Linked DNA regions of Homo sapiens: region 2 is linked to region 1. A link is a loop called in an ENCODE intact Hi-C map of the cell type or tissue named here. Cell type or tissue: dorsolateral prefrontal cortex. All regions are shown on one strand. Each heading gives the region's core, and the rest is flanking DNA. Links, peaks and the distances in the headings are about the cores only.

Region 1 (8,822 bases), core at 324-8,323:
ACTGCTGTAAGTGTTTTGAGCACATTTAAGGTAGGCTAGGCTAAGCTATGATGTTCAGCAAGTTAAGGGTATTAAATGCATTTTCAACTTACAATATTTTCCATTTATGATGGGTTTATCATGACGTTGCGCCATTGTAAGTTGAGGGGCATTTGTATTCCAGCTGAGCCTGGAGGACCGTGATCAAGGAAGTAGTAAGGCTGGTATGCTTTGCACAGGAATTGGCCTGATTAGTCCCTAAGGCTCCTTCCAAGCTTGGGCCTACCATTGTCTATGAGCGGAACAAAAGCCAGAATTGAAGAATGGCCTGTACGGTGGTGTGTTTTAGGAAACCCTGATTAAGCAGAGAGCATCCATCCTGTGACTGTTTCTGACTATTTTGCATGACCACTGAAAGAAAAACACTGGCAAACACTCCAAACATGAATACTTCCAAATCAAATTAATTAGGCTTAAGTGATCCCAAAATAGAAACATCCCTCATCTTTCTTCTTACAAGAGAATGAAGGTTTGAACCATGATTCAATTTGTGGAATAAACCATATGGCTTCCTTCCCAGGACGGAAGAGGAGCTGCTCAAGGGGAATCAAAACATCCAGCCCTGGGTCAGAGAGGAATCTGACCTTGGAGACATGGGGCCCAGACAGAGTCCCTACAGATCCTGACCTGACCTGTGTATGGAAGACGTCAGGGGCAGATGGATATTCATTCAGTCTTTTAGTCTGACCTTTACATTTAAAAGCAAAGAGGAAAACAGCCCTAGTTATAGGGCTGGGCCTCAGATCCAACTTAAAGGCTTACCAGTGGAATAAGAACATCTGCCCCCGTTCCTTAGACATATGTTTTGGATTTTATTGCACTTTCTCTCTTCATCTGAGGACAGATGTGATAGCTCTTTCCTTCTGAGGATGTTGTGAGAATGACAGTACATAAGGTGCCTAGTACATAATTTTTCATTTTTTTAATTTTTTTGAAACAAGGTCTTGCTGTCTCACCCATTCTGGAGTGCAGTGGTATGATCATGCCTCACTGCATCCTCAACATCCTGGGCTCAAGCAGTCCTCCCACCTCAGCCTCCCGAGTAGCTGTGGAACTGGCAAAAGGATCTAGTTGCTCACTGCTTGTGGAATGAAGTCAAAATAATAACGAGTTATGATACGGAAGAGCCATATTCCTTTATTATACATGCCAGCAAGGGGAAGAGTAGACAGCAAATTCCAGTCTTCAATTTGTGGAGGGAATGCAGGGGTTTTTGGTGGTGGTGGTGGTGGTGGTGGTTTTTTTTTTTTTTTTTTTTTTTTTTTTGAGACAGTCTCACTCTGTCACCCAGGCTGGAGTGCGGTGGCACGATCTCGCTCACTACAAGCTCCACCTCCTGGGTTCACGCCATTCTCCTGCCTCAGTCTCCCAAGTAGGTGGGATACAGGCACCTGCCACTGCACCTGCCTAATTTTTTTGTATTTTTAGTATAAACGGGGTTTCACTGTGTTAGCCAGGATGGTCTCAATCTCCTGACCTCGTGATCTGCCTGCCTCGGCCTCCCGAAGTGCTGGGATTACAGGCGTGAGCCACCGTGCCTGGCTGGGAATGCAAGGGTTTTTAAAGAAGGCATTTTGGAATGTGGAAAAGGCAAGTGGGGCTAGGAGATGCCAGGTGCTATGACAGTCCGATGGCTCATCTTGAATTATTGTTCCATTTGGTGAAGGGGCTGGTGCCATTGTGGATCCTACCAGGTTATAAATTAATCACAGTCAACCTTGTGTTCACTCTTCAGCTGAGAGTGGGTTCCAGCCCTGAGGTAACCTTTTGTTGGACAGAGAATTCTGGAGGTGTCTGGTCCCTATCAGGATCTGACCTCTGAAGCATCAAAGGAAGCATATGACCAGATAAGTGAGCATGGTGTGTGCTTAACAAGCATCTAGGTAAATAAATGTGCATAAGGCATGGGAGCACAGAATGGGAAAAGAAAGGGAGTGGAGGTTCACAGCCCATTCTGAGGCTGTATTTCAAGATGAAAGGTAACACATAAGCAGTCTGTCTCAAAGTTATATCTTGAGACTGGGGGTGGGAGGAGGAAGAAAGGGGAAAGGAAAAAGAGTTATAAAATGCATTTTGAGGCTTAGCTGCTAAGCTGCTTGATTATAGCTGGGACTACTGGTGCATGCCCCCAAACCCAGCTATTTTCTAAAAAAAAAAATTTTGTAGAGATGGGGTCTCATTGTGTTGCCCAAGCTGGTTTTGAACTCCTGAGCTCAAGCAATCCGCCTGCCTCAGCCTCCCAAAGTGCTGGGATTACAAAGGGGAGTCACCGCATCTGGCCTCCTAGTACAAAATTTATATTCAATTGATAATAGCTCCTACCACTGCTTCTACAGCTGCTGTTGCTGTTATAGCCCTTGCACTGATTTTTTAGCATGTCTGTCTTCTCCTAAATATTGAGCTCTTTAAAGTAGAAACTTTGATTTTCATCTCTGAGTACCCAGCACTGAGAATCAGGCCTGGCACAGAAGGTGTGCTCAGTAGCCATCTCTTGACTTGAGCCAAACGGCCACGGCACAGACACTGTGTGCTTGCACAGGTACAGGACAGTCTCACAGCTCCTTGCTGGAAGTGCTCCTGTAGCAACCTGGGAAGGGGTCAGATCACAAAGCAGAGCTCGGAGGAGATGGATTTCTACAGAGTTTGTATGGTTTTCAAGCACAGGGTAAAATAAAGCCAACTGCAAAACCTCTGGATTGTCAACAAGCTTATGATGACCCAGGATAAATCACATGTGAGCACCTAGAAATCCGAAAGAGAGATTTTTAGTTCCCTGAAAAAAGCAAGGGAAATCTCAGGACCAGCCTCAGAAGCAAGTCAGTGTCTTTCGTGAGAGCTGATGGGGAATGAGGAGGAGGGAAGTTCAGAGATAACTGAACTTCAACTTGGCCAAAACGTGCAGGAGGCCCCTTGCTATCCAGTCATAGAGGCTCACTGGTGAAGTGAAATTTACTTAAAGGTCAGTAAAAGTTTAAAGTCTTGGCACTGGAGTTACAGGGTACCTGGGACTGACTCCTGGCTGATATCACCAGAGCAGAGGAGTTCTTGGCCCATCTGCCCTAAGGGAAGGGAAGAGACTAAATGTCATCAGTCACCTGCCCTTCTATGGGGACATCATCAACCACTTGACCTGTGAGGTCCTGGCTGTCCTGAAGTTGGCCTGTGCTGACATCTCTATCAACATGATCAGGCAAAAGGCCTTCTCCACCTGCTCTGCCCACCTCACAGTTGTGGTCATCTTCTACAGGACCATCCTCTTCACGCATGGGAAGCCCAAGTCGAAGGACCCACTGGGGGCAGACAAGCAGGATTTTGCAGACAAACTCATCTCCCTCTCCTATGGAGTGGTCACCCCCATGCTGAACACCATCATCTACAGCCTGAGGAAAAAGGGTGTGAAGGCTGCTGTGAAGAACCTGGTATTTCAGAAACCCCTAACTGAATGACAGACTGTCAGAATCCCAGGTGGCCAGAACATATGATCTCTAAGCACCTCACTGTGCTCATGGGGAAATGATAACTCAGAGGAAAGAAGGGACTTTCCCAAGGTCCAGGCCATGAACCATGGGACTAGGACGAACAAGTAAACTGAGTGTCCCCTGTTGTGTCACAAGTAATGGAAGCTTCTATCAAAGGACCTAGAGGGAAAGTGCCCCCACATTTCTACTTTTAATTTCCCATTGCCCCATTTCCTTACCTATCTATTTTTAATTTTTTGGCCTTGAATACATTTTTGGGTTACCACAAATCCTTTCTGACATGAGAGTAGGCATAATTGCAACCAAAGAAACAAAGCAACAAAAAAGCAAACAAAAAACCCAAATGAACTAATGACAAGACATGGCAGTGGGGGTTGGGGTGGGGGCTGGCCGTCGGAGCCCCTCCGTGGACCTTAGCTGTTTCTCTCCCCTGCTAGAAGCTAGTTTTAGACTGCATGGCTTTGAGGTCCTTTCAAAGTTGACCTTCCAAGGCAGTGATTCTAGCCACAGGACCTTGAGTATTGTGGTGTATTAGGCCATTCTTGTACTGCTATAAAGAAATACCTGAGACTGGGTAATTTATAAAGAAAAGAAGTTTAACTGGCTCATGGTTCTGCAGACTATACAAACATGGCTCCAGCATCTGCTTAACTTCTGGGGAGGCCTCAGGGATCTTTTACTCATGGCAGAAGGTGAAGTGGGAGCAGGCACTTCACATGGCCAAAGCAGGAGTGAGTGAAAGAGAGAGAAAGATAAAGAGAGAGAAAGAGAGAGAGAGCAGGCAGGAGGTGCCACACTTTACAACAACTGAATCTTGGGAGAACTCACTATCACAAAGACAGCACCAAGCCATGAGGAATCTGCCCGTGATCCAAACACCTCCCACCAGGCCCCAGCTCCAGCACTGGGGATTACAATTCAATATGAGTTTTGGGTGAGGAAAGTATCCAAACTATATCATGTGGAAATACCACTGGCCATCCGAATTGAATTATTATAACAGCAGCTTCTAGCACTTCCAGAGAAAACAAGATAGCTGTTCAAAGAGCATCTGAGGGGAGGGAGTGGAGAGGCAGCCGCTCAGGTCAGCATAGACCACAGAGTGCTTTCAGCCCAGGCCAGGCAGCCTGACACCTGCCTTCCAAGTCCAGCCCTAACACTATTTCCCGCTGCTGAGCACTTGGCTAAGTCTCCTTCCTTCTCTGGGCCTTGATTTCTTTGTCTGTAAAATGAGAGCGTATAGCCCGTCCCTGTCACTAGCCAATACAACTGGGGACTGCCAGAGAGGGGGAACTCATGGCTCGCACCCCACCACCCGCCACTCTTTGATTAGGGGTCTCCTCTGGGGTCGCCCCTCCATTCATTCCCTCCACAGTTCGTGAGCAATTGTTCCTAACTTCCAGTGCCACTTACAGAATTGGGTGGCTGGTTGCAGCTCTAGCTACCTGTGCCTGCTGCAAACCTGCCACCTGGTGGACATTGCTGAAGCTGACAATTGAAATTTCTGCAAGCTCCTGAGATAGGTGCTTCTCAAACTTGAATGTTTTCATGAGTTATCTGAGAATGTGGATAAGGATTCGGTGAGTCTGAGGTAGGGTCTGACATTCTACATCTCTAACAGATTTCCAGGTAATGTCTATGCTGCTGAACTCTGCAGGCCACGCTTTGAGGAGCAAAGCCCTAGAAGATGTGGGACCAGGGCAGGAGGGCTGAAGGAAGAGGCAGGGTAGGAAGACGTCCTCGCGCAAGTCTCCTACTGTGAGCCAAGCCCTTGGGCATCAGCAAGCCTGTGAGGTGTTCATCAGCCCGGCAAATTCCCTCATAGCAAAAGCCTAAAATGTCAATGCTTTTAAGTCTCTGGGTTGCAGATTTCACTTAATTTTTGGCCTTTGAGTATCCCTTAGTTTCTGGAAAGCTCATCAGTACCTTTTAAAAAAATGTTTTTACATTTTATTCAGCATGCTCAGTTGTGTTTCACACTCAGCAAGACGAGAATACTCAGAGAATCTAATTGTTCATGCTGCCAGAAGAGATACCCTTGACCAGTGTGGTTTTATATTCCCAAAATCAAGTTGCCCATTTGCTCCCCCTATTCAATCAATAGTTTCATTAATTCATGGAGATGAACAAAGACTCCCTAGAATGAAACGTTTGTTTTTCTCTTAGAGTGTCAAATTAGACAATAATCTTAAAAATTAGGCTTTCTGGCCAGGCATGGTGGCTCACACCTGTAATCCCAGCATTTTGGGAGGCCAAGGCAGGAGGATCACCTGAGGCCAAGAGTTTCAGACCAGCCTGGGAAACATGGTGAGACCCCATCTCTACAAAAAAATTTAAAACTAGCTGGGTGTGACAGCACACACCTGTGGTCCCAGCTACTTGGAAGGCTGGGGCAGGACCACTTGAGCCCAGGAGTTCAAAGCTGCACAGAGTGAGCCTTGATTGCACCACTGCACTCCAGCCTGGGCAACAGAGTGAGACCTCATCTCAAAAAAATTAGGCTTTCTGAGAGAAAAGAGAGTTTTTAAAAATCCAGAATTTCTCTTTTATAGATTAAGAGCAAAATTGGGGGTTATCAGCAGTTTGGGTTTACCTTTATCTTTACTAAAAGGTATAGGCAAGAGAATTCACGATATAATAATTAAGGTTTCCAATGTCCTTAGGGAGAAATGGAGTGCTTTCTTAGCTAGAAGCTTGGTCAGATTGAAGAGGATAATCAGAAAAGATAGAACTAGTGTAAGATTCTATTGATTGGATAGGGAGGAATTTAACACCTTCTCCATCCTGGGCTGGTGCCCAAGCTAGAGGTTGTGGGTGATGTTGAGAAAATAAAACCTCTGATAGAAAGTCCATATTTGTTAAGGGCGAATCCATGAATATTTATGGTTCTTTACTTCTCCAGAATGACCAACATCTTATGGATGCTACAAGCCCAGAAGGACTGGGCCTGCAACAGACCACCAATTCCAAGACACTCTCAGCCCCGATGGCACATGAAAGGGGTCCAGAATTCCTGTCCCCATTAGAAGGATACAGGGGTGGTTGGACATATTATCTGATCATGTTGTCAGCAGGATCACCATGGTGAGTGATGAAGTGACCCCATTACTAAATCTTTCCATTTAATGGGTCAAGGCCATTGAATGGAAAGATTTAGAACAAATGGGAATATTAGCCACATCTTCAGGGGTCCATTGTATCAGCAGTGTCAAAGCAGGCCCAAGCCAGTTGGGCGTTGATGTTTCTGGAGCAACTGGATAGTCATACGGGGGAAGAAATGAACCTTGACCTTTACTTCACACCATTCACAAAACTTCATTTGAAATCAATCATAGACATAAATGCTTAAGCTAGAACTACGGAAAGTCTAGAAGAAAACACAGGAGAAAATCTTTGTGACCTCAGAATAGGCAAAAGTTTCTTAAGATGCAAAAAAGCATGAACCCTAAAGGAAATAAGTGCCAAATTGGACTTCACCAAAGTTTAAAACTTATGCTCTTCGGACAATACCATTAAGAAAATGAATGGGTAAGCAACAGATTGACAGACAATAGTTGCAATGCATATATCTGATAAAGGACTTGTATCCATAATATGTAAAGAACTCTCACAATGCAATAAGAAGGCAGTCCCCGAAAATGTGGGAAAGATTTGAACAGATGCTTCACAAAGGAGTTTCACAAAAGATTTATAGATGTCCAAGAAGCACATGAAAATTGTTCAACGTCATTAGTCACTATGGAAAATCAAATTAAAACCACAATGAGATTTCACCCTACACTCATTGGAATGTCTAAAATTTTAAAGACTGACAATACCAAGTGTTATGGAAGACATGTAGCAACTAGAACTCACATACATTGCTGATGAGAATGTAATATGGTACAATCCTTTGGAAAACAGCTACTGGTTTCTTATAAAGTTAAACATACACTTCCTTGTGACAATAGTTCAAGTCTTGAGTTTTGTATTTTCTTAGATTCTGCATTTGTCTATTTGACATCCGTTAATTTCAGGGCCAAACTAACAACCAAAGTTGTTTACATCTCCTCTGAGATCCAGAGCCTATACTCTGAACCACCTCCTTATCTAACTCACATACCAACCAATATTTCCCTGCCCTAAACCACCCAGGGCCATGTATCGGACAACCAGAGACCACCCTCATAGCCCAGAGCCCACATATTTTTCAATCCTATGCTGTCTACCCACCCCTGCCCTGCCTTTCCCAAGGAAACTGTAATAGAGTCTCTGGCCTAGGCTCTCCCCTCACTCTTGCTTCTGCCTCCTGAAAAAACCTTGGTGCTTCCCCACATGACCCCAGCATGGAATGGTGTGACCTCTCCTCTTGGGAAATGTAAATAATAAAAATCTTCTTTCAAAGGCATTGGCCTCTATGTATTTTCACTCGGTCATCTACATAAATTAAGATGACTCGAATACATCTTGAGACATGAGTGTTTACATAAAAGAAATAAAAATATACATCCATACAAAGACATGTACACAAATGCTCATAGAATCTTTATTCATAATAGCCCCACATTGAAAATAACCCAAATATTCATCAATAAGTCAAAAGATAAACAAATTGAGGTACATCCATACAATGAAATACTACCCAGCAGTAAAAAGGAACAAAATACCCAAAAAATGCTAAGACATAGGATTATCTCAGAAACATTATACTAAGTGAAAGAGGCCAGACACAAAAGAGTACATGGTGTATGATTGGAATTCTAGAAAAGTCATAGCTAATATATGGTGACAAAAATCATACCAGTTGTTGCCTGGAGCCTGGTGAGGTGCGGGGTTGATTGCAAGGGCATGAAGAAGCTTTGGGGAGTGGTGGGAATATTTTATATCTTGATTTTGTGATGGTAGTTACACAAGAGCATACATTTCTTAAGACTCATGGAACTGAATCTTAGAATGGGTACCTTTTTTTGTTTTTTGAAATGGAGTCTAGCTCTGTCACCCAGGCTGGAGTGCAGTGGCGTGATCTCAGCTCACTGCAAGCTCCGCCTCCTGGTTCCATTTTCCTGCCTCAGCCTCCTGAGTAGCTGGGACTACAGGCGCCCGCCACCACGCCCGGCTAATTTTTTGTATCTTTTAGTAGAGACGGGGTTTTACCGCGTTAGCCAGGATGGTCTCCAACTCCTGACGTCATGATCCTCCCCGCTCGGCCTCCCAAAGTGCGGGATTACAGGCGTGAGCCACCGTGCCCGGCCTAGAATGGGTACATTTTATTGTGTGCAAATTATACCTCAGTAAAGTCAATTTTTTTAAAAAAGAAGCAACTTC
Region 2 (8,822 bases), core at 483-8,482, 60 kb before region 1:
TAGTTATCGATAGTAGAGTATATGGCATTAACTTCTGATCCCATCTCATTAGGATGTCTGTGAAATTCCTAACCGTGAATGACTAAGAATGTTTTTTCTTTGTCCTTTTATGTTTGCATTTTATTCTTGCATTATCTTCTGACTCTCTGACTCCATTCTTGAGTTCTATGCAAGCAGCTGGCTTATAGGAAGACTTATATGCCTTTGTATAGAGGATATCTAGTCTCTTACTTGCAATTTCCCTGACTCTAAATTCAAAGTACTCATAGATAATATTTTGATAGCTCCTTCTTAATGACAGTGGCTCTATGAGTGTGTATAAGAGTGGGTGGATGATGGAAGATGAGTGGTTAATATTAATATTAGTGAGAATATTAGGGATTCTCACTAATATTAAGGAATATAAGCTGTGCCATATTTCTTGAAACAGCTCATGGAGAAGATATTATCATTCAGGTTTTACAGGTGAAGTAACTGGAGCTCAGAAGATAAATTTGCTCCTTGGGGTTGAATGGCAGAGCTGGAGTTGGATTCCAAGACCTAGTCCTGAGTTCTTTCACGAAACAGCTGCTTTTCTCTTTTGGTGCACAGCTTTGCAAAAGATTCTGTCCCTCCAATATTAGACAGATCTTATAGTCCTATTTATAATTTTCTCTGTGCTAATATTGCTATAGCATAATGATAAATTAAAAGGACAAAGTCAAACTTGTACACACTGTTATGATCTCAATTAGCTCTGTGTATTCTCTGGCCAGTCTCACTGTCTGTCCAACACTCTCTCTTCAGTCATGGGGGAGGGTTTATGTCAGATGTGTTGTCAGGCAGTGCACCTCCCACCCTAAATGGAACTCAGGGTTTCTCAAATTCTTTACGATTGACATTTTGTGCTGGATAACCCTTTGGTGTGAGGGCTGTCCTGTGCATTGTAGGATGTTTAGCAGAGTCTCTGACCTCCACCAATCAGTTGCCAATAGCACCTTCTACCCTGAGTTGTAACAATCAAAATGTTTCCAGACGCTGCCACATGCTTCCAGGGGAAAGGTGTGTGTGTTGGGGCGGGGGGGGGGGGGTTGGCGGGGGGGACGGTGCAAAATTATACCCAGAAGAGAACGATTGGTCTAACCCAGGAGAAGCTTCCCCCATTACACAACCATGGGTCTCAAGGTATTTCCTGTGCAATCCTATTCCCCTCTTCCCATCCCTTCATACAGCACAGAAGGGTGTTCCTGGTTGCTCAGTGCAAGCTGACCCCCTCTGAGTGCCCCACCCTGAACTTCCACCCCAGCTTATCTCCTGTTCCTCCTAGTGCACCTCTCACCCACTCCAGAAAATGAAGAAAAGCAAACATTATATTCAGTGCCACAAACCAGATTCAAGCAGATGCTGTGGTTGCAGAGGCCAAGGAAAGTGATTTCTGTTAGGGAAGCCACACTGCGCATTCCCACAAGATAAATCTATGCACACAGAAGTTTCTATCCATGAATAACATCCTGTGGGCATGAATGATGCGTGGGATTTGGCCTCCTTGAGAGCTGCCTCTGTGGAAGCCTCTGTCTGTTATGAAAAGTTGCTGAGTACATTTGTTTAATTGAAATGAACTGTACAGCTGGGAAGACTCTGCACTCTGAGATCAGAGCTAGTGGAACTACCCCTGCCTGGGTGATGGATATTCCATCAAGCTGGAGTAAGTCTCTTCTCCCCCCTAGGCCTCAGTTTCCCCATGTGCTCCATGAGAAGGCTGAATAATTGCTTCCCAGGGCATCCCAGCTCTGAGGGTTGTCGTGGACCCTCCAGTGCTGACCTCTGCAAGCAGGGAGCGGTCCTTGATGAAGGTGGCTGCCCACACTGATGAATGTGAGGGGTGTGTGTGTGTGTGTGTGTGTGTGTGTGTCTGTGTGAAGGGGAGATCTGAATTCCTGGTTGTCCATCAAGAAACATTCAACAGTTAGTAGAGCTATGTCAGGTTTTGGAAGGGATTCAGAATGAAAGCAAACAAAGAGGTCTGGCACCTGCAGCCCCATAAGAGGAGGGAGAGAAGCGGGGAGGTGGGAGGCAGCTAGGGAGAGCAAGGGGAAGAGGGGAAGCTTTGGGCTCAGTGGCCGCTTCCTGCAGGCATGGAGCCTTGGTTTGTCCCAGGGACCTGGCTTGGCTCATGGTCTTGTCTCTACCTGTTCTGGAGCCAGCAGGCAGATGAGAAGTAGGAGGCAACGTGGTGCTGTAAAAAGAGCGCCATACACTCTCATGCAGCCTTTCTGGAGGGAAATTTGCCTAGGAAAAGGAAAAATTCAAAAAACCTGCCTGCCCCTCACCTCAGCTGTTCTCCCTTCAGGAAATGTGTTAAAGAATCAGTGAGCATGGAGGCCAAGATCTCTCAATAAAGGTATTTATCACAGCAGTATTTGTGAATGAAAATAGAAAACAATACAGCTCTCCACCAATAAGTGCCTAAGTAAATCATGCTTTTCACATAATGGAATATTAGACAGACCTCATAGTCCTATTGGTAATTTTCTCCATGCTAATATTACTATAGCATAATGATAAATTAAAAGGGCAAGGTCAAACTTGCACACACTATTATGATCTCAATTAGGTAAGCAATCATGTGGATAGAAAGTGACTGGAGGCCGGGCGCAGTGGCTCACGCCTATAATCCCAGCACTTTGGGAGGCCGAGACAGGCAGATCGCTTGATGTCTGGATTTCAAGACCAGCCTGGTTAACATGGTGAAACCCCGACTCTACTAAAAATACAAAAAACGTTAGCAGGGCATAGTGGCATGTGCCTGTAATCCCAGCTACTTCGGGGGCTGAGGTGGGAGAATCATTTGAACCCGGGAGGCGGAGGTTGCAGTGAGCCGAGATCACGCCATCGCACTCCAGCTTGGATGACAGAGACTCCATCTCAAAAAAAAAAAAAAAAAAAAAAAAAAGCGACTGGAAAGAAAAGATAGCAAAATCCATAGGGGCAGAGCATTCCTCTCGGTACCTCTTCAGTGTTTCCCAAATTTTCTCTGAATACCATGGATACGAGTTATTTTGTATTCAGAAAAAATCTCAGCATTTCTCAGAGGCGGGTGAGAGAAACGGAAAGCGCTAGCCGCAGAGTGGGCTTAGAGACAGGGCTGGGTACAGGCCCACCTGCCTCTCGCCCCCTGACCCTGAGGGAGTCCGCTTTTCCTCTGAGCCTCCCTTCCTCGCCTGTGGAGTGGGATGGAAGCCCTGCCAGGCCCCCTCGGGGCTTGCGTAGGGACAGAGCAGCAAGGACAGGGAGGGGACTTGGTTCATGGGGTCCCCGGCGGGCACTGGGAGCCCAGCAGCTCCTCTCTGCCCCAGCAGCAGCTGCTGCTTAGGACCAGTGGCAGCTGGGAGGTTTCTGGAAGCAGAGGCGGGGCGAGGAGGAAAGCGCATCTGAGGCAAACGTCCTGCAAGAGGCATGTCCCCATCCCTGCCCCGCCCCATCCCTGCCCCCGCCCCAGCCCAGCTCTCCCCATCTGCTTCTTGCGCGATGGCCGCTTCTGAGTCTCCTGATTCCACACGCAATTCTCAGTTCCTCCCTGGATCCCTGGCTAGACACTGTGCCAGAGAAAGACCCCCGACATGCCCCTGCCTTACCTGGGAGACCCTCTTTCTTCTTTTTCCTCTTAAATCGTGTGGGCACTTTAGCCTTTGGTGGTGTTTCTCTCACTTCATTCCTTTCAGCTGTGCTGGCTAAATGCTGCTGTCCCAGCTCCAGACTCTTCATGAAGAGGATCTGGCTTCCTGGCCTGAGGCCCAGAAATCCCGAAGGTAGGTTTTCCCCAGCAGCCGAAGGAATCCTCGAGCCGCACCGTGTACTCTATGGGGCCCCTGACACATTAGTTACTCCAGGGCCCTGCTAATCCCACAAGTAATTTAAAGTTTGGAGTGCCACATGTGCACAGGGCACAGGTCGATGCATACCTGGGAGCTCCAGGGACCACACCCCATCCCAATTAGAGGTGGTGACAGGGGCCCAGCCACTGGACATGGAGAGGAGACCTCAAAAATGCTGGCTCCCCCCTGAGCTTTCCCTCAGGTGTCAGAGAAACAAAGATGGTGCTCGCTTCAGGGAAGAGCACCTTGTCCCCAGGTTGAAGTCCTAGAGATCCAGAATGGTTGACAAGACAGATGTCTTCCAACAGCAGCAGCAGCAGCAGCACAAGCTCCATCTATGGAGCGCTACCATGTGCCGGGCACACTGACAAACACCGTACATATACGGTATGCATGTGACGCATGTGTGTTGAGCACCTACTTTCAGTCGGCCCAGGAGATTCGTATGATCCCCCGATGTTTTCATTTGAGGGACAGCCTTCAAAAAGTTAAGCAATTTACCAATGATCACTAGTGAGTGGCAGAGCTGGGATTTCAGTCTCAATACACCTGATTCTCTTTTTCATCACTTGTAGTCATCATCATCATCATCACCACGACTGTCATAATTATTAGTAGGTATTACTTGACTTGGAACAAAATTAAGATGCAGAAGTGTATATATTAAAAATTAAGCCTCACTCTCCAATTACTCAGTCATTCTCTCTTGCGGCAAGCAATATTAGCAATTTCTTGTGTGATTTTTTTCCCTAGAGATATTCTATACTAATAAATATTTTTGAGACAAGCTAAGCAGAAATATACATTGTTTTACTATCTTCCTTTTCTCATTTAAAAATATACATTGGAGAGTTTTCCTGAAAAAAAAAATTGCTGCCTCATTCTTTTAAATGGCTACATACACTCCATTGTGTATGTTAAAGAATGGGTGTGCCATCCTTTAATTAGCCAGTCGGCTACCGGTGGTCTTTTTTTGGTTTTAGATGGAGTCTTGGTCTGTCACTCGGGTTGGAGTGCAGATCTTGGCTCACAGCAACTGCTGCCTTCTGGATTCAAGCGTTTCTCATGCCCCAGCCTACGAGTAGCTGGGATTACTGATGTGCACCACCACGCCGGCTAATTTTATTTTATTTTTATTTTTTGAGATGGAGTCTCACTCTATTGCCCAGGCTGGAGTGCAGTGGCACAATCTTGGCTCACTGCAACCTCCGCCTCCTGGGTTCCAGCAAGTCTCCCACCTCAGCCTCCCGAGTAGCTGGGATTACAGGCGTGTGCCACCACACATGGCTAATTTTTTTTATTTTTTAGTAGAGATGGGGTTTCACCATGTGGGCCAGGCTGGTCTTGAACCCCTGACCTCAAGTGATCCGCCCACCTCGGCCTCCCAAAGTGCTGGTATTACAGGCTGAGCCACTGCACCCAGCCACTGATGGCCATTGATTTTCCAACCTTGGGCTATTACTATCAATGCTACAACAAATACCATTGCATAGTCATAATTTAGCACATGTGGTGAAAATATATCTGTTTTATGCTCACTTGTAATTTTGATAGAGATTGTCAAATTCACACGTTCCTCTCATCAGTGAATGAGAATGTCTGTTTTTCCACACTCTGCCAACATAGTATGTTGGCCTTTGGGGCTTAGCCAATTTGATAGGTGAGAAGTTATATGGCATTATAGTATCTAAAACTTGGTACTTAAAATTTTTGGTATGTGTAATAATTTAAAATGTGAAATATAGCACACATGTACACATTAATATAAGAGTATATAAAACATATTTTTAATCTAGAGAATATTAGCAATTACCACCTAACTTAAGAGACAGACATTGCCAGTACCTTTGAGGCTCCCTCAGTATCCCTTTCTGATCCTAGTCCTCTTTCCCTCCTTCCAGAGATAACTACACTCCTGATTTTAGTTATAACCATTTCCTTGCTTTTCTTAAACTTTATCATCTATGTATGCATCCTTAAACAGTATCATTTAGGCTTGCCTCTTTCTAAACTCTGGATAAATGGTATCAGTCGTAGGTATTCTTTTTGACTTGTTTCTTCACTCAATATTATTATGTTTGTGAGATTCGTCTATGTTTATGAGCGTAGCTAAGTTTGTTAATTTACATTGTTAAAATCCATTAAATGAATGTAGCATAGCTTATGTATACATTCTACTTTGATGAATAATTGGGTTGCTTCCCAGTGAATGCTGCTATGAATATTTTGTACATTTCTCCTGGTATACATACATATTCCCGATTTTCCTAATTGAATTTACAACCCATCCTTTCTCCACCGATCTGCAATACCATCTCTGCCATGCATCAGGTCTCCTAACAGGAATGGATCTGTGTGTGGCGTTTCTAATCGTTTCCATTGGTTTACTTGTCTATTCCTGTGTCATCACTACACTGCCCTCATTGATTGCTTTATAGTATGTGTTCATTTCTCGTAGGGTACCTCCCTTCATCTCCACCCAATACTTCTTCAAATATGTCATAGCTGTTGTTAGTCCTTTTGTTCTTCTATATAAACTATACAACCAGCTTATTAAATTCTACAATATTTCTTTCTGTGGTTTAAAAATTGGGATAGGGCTGACTGCGGTGGCTCACGCCTGTAATCTCAGCAGTTTGGGAGGCCAAGGTGGGTGGATCACTTGATGTCAGGAGTTCGAGACCAGCCTGGCCAACATGGTGAACCCCCATCTCTACTAAAAATACAAAAATTAGCCAGGCATGGTGGCGTATGCCTGTAATCCCAGCTACTCGGGTGGCTGAGTCAGGAGAATCGCTTGAACCCAGGAGGTGGAGGCTGCAGTGAGCTGAGATCACGCCACTGCACTCCAACCTGGGCAACAGAGTGAGACTCTGTCTTTAAATAAATAAATAAATAAATAAATAAATAAATAAAATTGGGATAGCATTGACTCTATAGATCAAATTGAAGAGAACTAACATCTTTATAACATTGAGTTTTCCCACCTGTGATTGATAGACTGTTCTCTCTTTATTTTAATATTATTCAAAATTTTTTATAATTTATACTTCCATGCCTAAAGATCTTGGAGCTCTTTGCCAGGTTTACCCCTAGTTAATGTATATTTCTTGGTATCTTTAAAAAAATTTCATTTTCTCTTGCTGGAATGTAGAAATGCAGTAGATTTCTTTTTGCTGTTAATTTAGTGTCTAGTGACCTGGCTAAACTCTCTTTTCTTTTTTTTTTTTTTTAAATAAAATTTTTATTTTCTATTTCTTTTAAAATTTATTTTCATTTTTTAAAAATCTGTCCCCACAATCTATTCTCATAAACTGTTTTCAATTCTTATAATATGTCTGTAAATTATTTTAGATTTTCTCATAGGTCACAAGTAATATCATCTGTGAATAATGATGGTTGTTTTTCTTGCTTCAAAAATTTTAGACTTCTTGTCTCTTTTTCTTGCTTTGCTGCACAAGCTGGTTCCTTCAGTTCAATGCCGAATGAAAAGTGGCAATAGCAAACATCCTTACCTCATTCCCATCTCACAGAGAATACTTTCACTATTTTCACCATTTAGTATGATATTTGCCATAGATTTTCATAGATAACATTCAAAAGAATGTTCCCTTTTGTTCCTGGTTGGCTAAGAATATTTATTATGAGAAGGCATTGAATTATTGTTACCTGTTTTAAAAACCTCTAAACTTTGAAATAATTATAGATCCATAGAAAGTGGCAAAGATAGTACGAAGATGTCTCTTGTATCCTTCTGCTAGTTTCACCTGCTTGTTACACCTTACCTAAATACACAATATTCAATACGCAATAGCATACCAGGAAATTGACATTGGTGCAATGTGTATGTGTATAGTTCTATTTCATTTTATCACATGTGTGGATTCATACGACCACTAGCGCAATCAAGACATGGTACTATTCTATCACCACAAAGGTCTCCCCCATGCTATCCCTTTCTAGTCATCCCTACTCCCCTCCCTTCCCCATCTGTAACCCCTGGCAGCCACTAATTTGTTTTCTATCCCCACAATTTGGTCATTTGAGAATGTTATAGAAATGGAATCATATAGTTTGTAATCTTTTGATACTGACTTTTTCTCACTCAGTGTAATGCTGTGAGGTCTATTCATGTTGCTGCATGTATCAGTAGTTAATTTCTGTTTATTGCTGAGTAGTATTCTATGGCATGGATGTACCAAAGTTTGTTTATTCATTCACCCATTTTAGGACATTTTTGTTGTCCCAATTTTTGGTTATTGCAAATAAAGCTACTGTGAACAATTGTATAGTAGCTTTTTTTGTGCAGACATAAATGTTGATTTCCTGGGATAAATGCCAGAGTGTTATTTAGTTTAGTGTAATTGCTGAGTTATATGGTAAGCATATATTTAGTTTTTTAGGAACTGCCTGTTTTCCAGAGTAGGTGTGTCAATATACACCTCCCACTAATAACGTGTGAGAGATCTAGTTTCTCTGAATCCTTGCCAACTTCAGTGCTGTGAACATGTTTTATTCTACCTGTTTCAATAGGTGTGAAGTGATACCTTATGGTCTTAATTTGCGTTTGCATAAAAGTTAGTGATGTTGAACATCTTTTCATTGCTATTTGCCACTGTATATCCTGTTTGGACAAGATGTCTCTTCATGTATTTTGCCCATTTTCTAATTGAATTATTGTTATTGTTGTTTTATACTGTCAGATTTTGAAAGTTGTTTTGGTGACATCCAAATTTATCTTTTTTTCATGAATTTTGCTTTTTGTTGTTATGCCTAAGAACTCTCCACTATGCTGTATGTTTCAAGGTTTCTCTCCTATATTTTTTGCTAGAAGAGTTATAGTTTTACCCTTTAAATTTAAATCTGCGATCCATTGTGAGTTAATTTTTATTTGTTACCTGGGGTACAAGGTGACATTTCAATATCTGTATACAATGTACAATGATAAAACCAAGGTTTTTTTTTTTT

What was found. Peaks named below come from ENCODE experiments on the same cell type or tissue, not always from the same donor. Only the 100,000 strongest peaks of a DNase experiment are listed, where the experiment ranks them.
Region 2: a loop joins it to region 1, with 2.1 times the contacts of the local background. A loop is called at or near these places in 93 of 110 quality-filtered maps.

The regions. Positions count from the first base shown.
Region 1 is chr9:36,018,634-36,027,455 of GRCh38, forward strand. It overlaps the pseudogene OR2AM1P. Among named protein-coding and RNA genes, the nearest start is that of RECK, 14 kb to the right of the region's middle. In dorsolateral prefrontal cortex, for the core only: CTCF peaks have their summits at 4,989 (motif pointing left) and 5,191; a DNase peak (open chromatin) is centred at 4,968.
Region 2 is chr9:35,958,947-35,967,768 of GRCh38, forward strand. No RefSeq gene overlaps it. Among named protein-coding and RNA genes, the nearest start is that of OR2S2, 5.2 kb to the left of the region's middle. In dorsolateral prefrontal cortex, for the core only: no CTCF peak of the experiment used is centred there; a DNase peak (open chromatin) is centred at 3,779.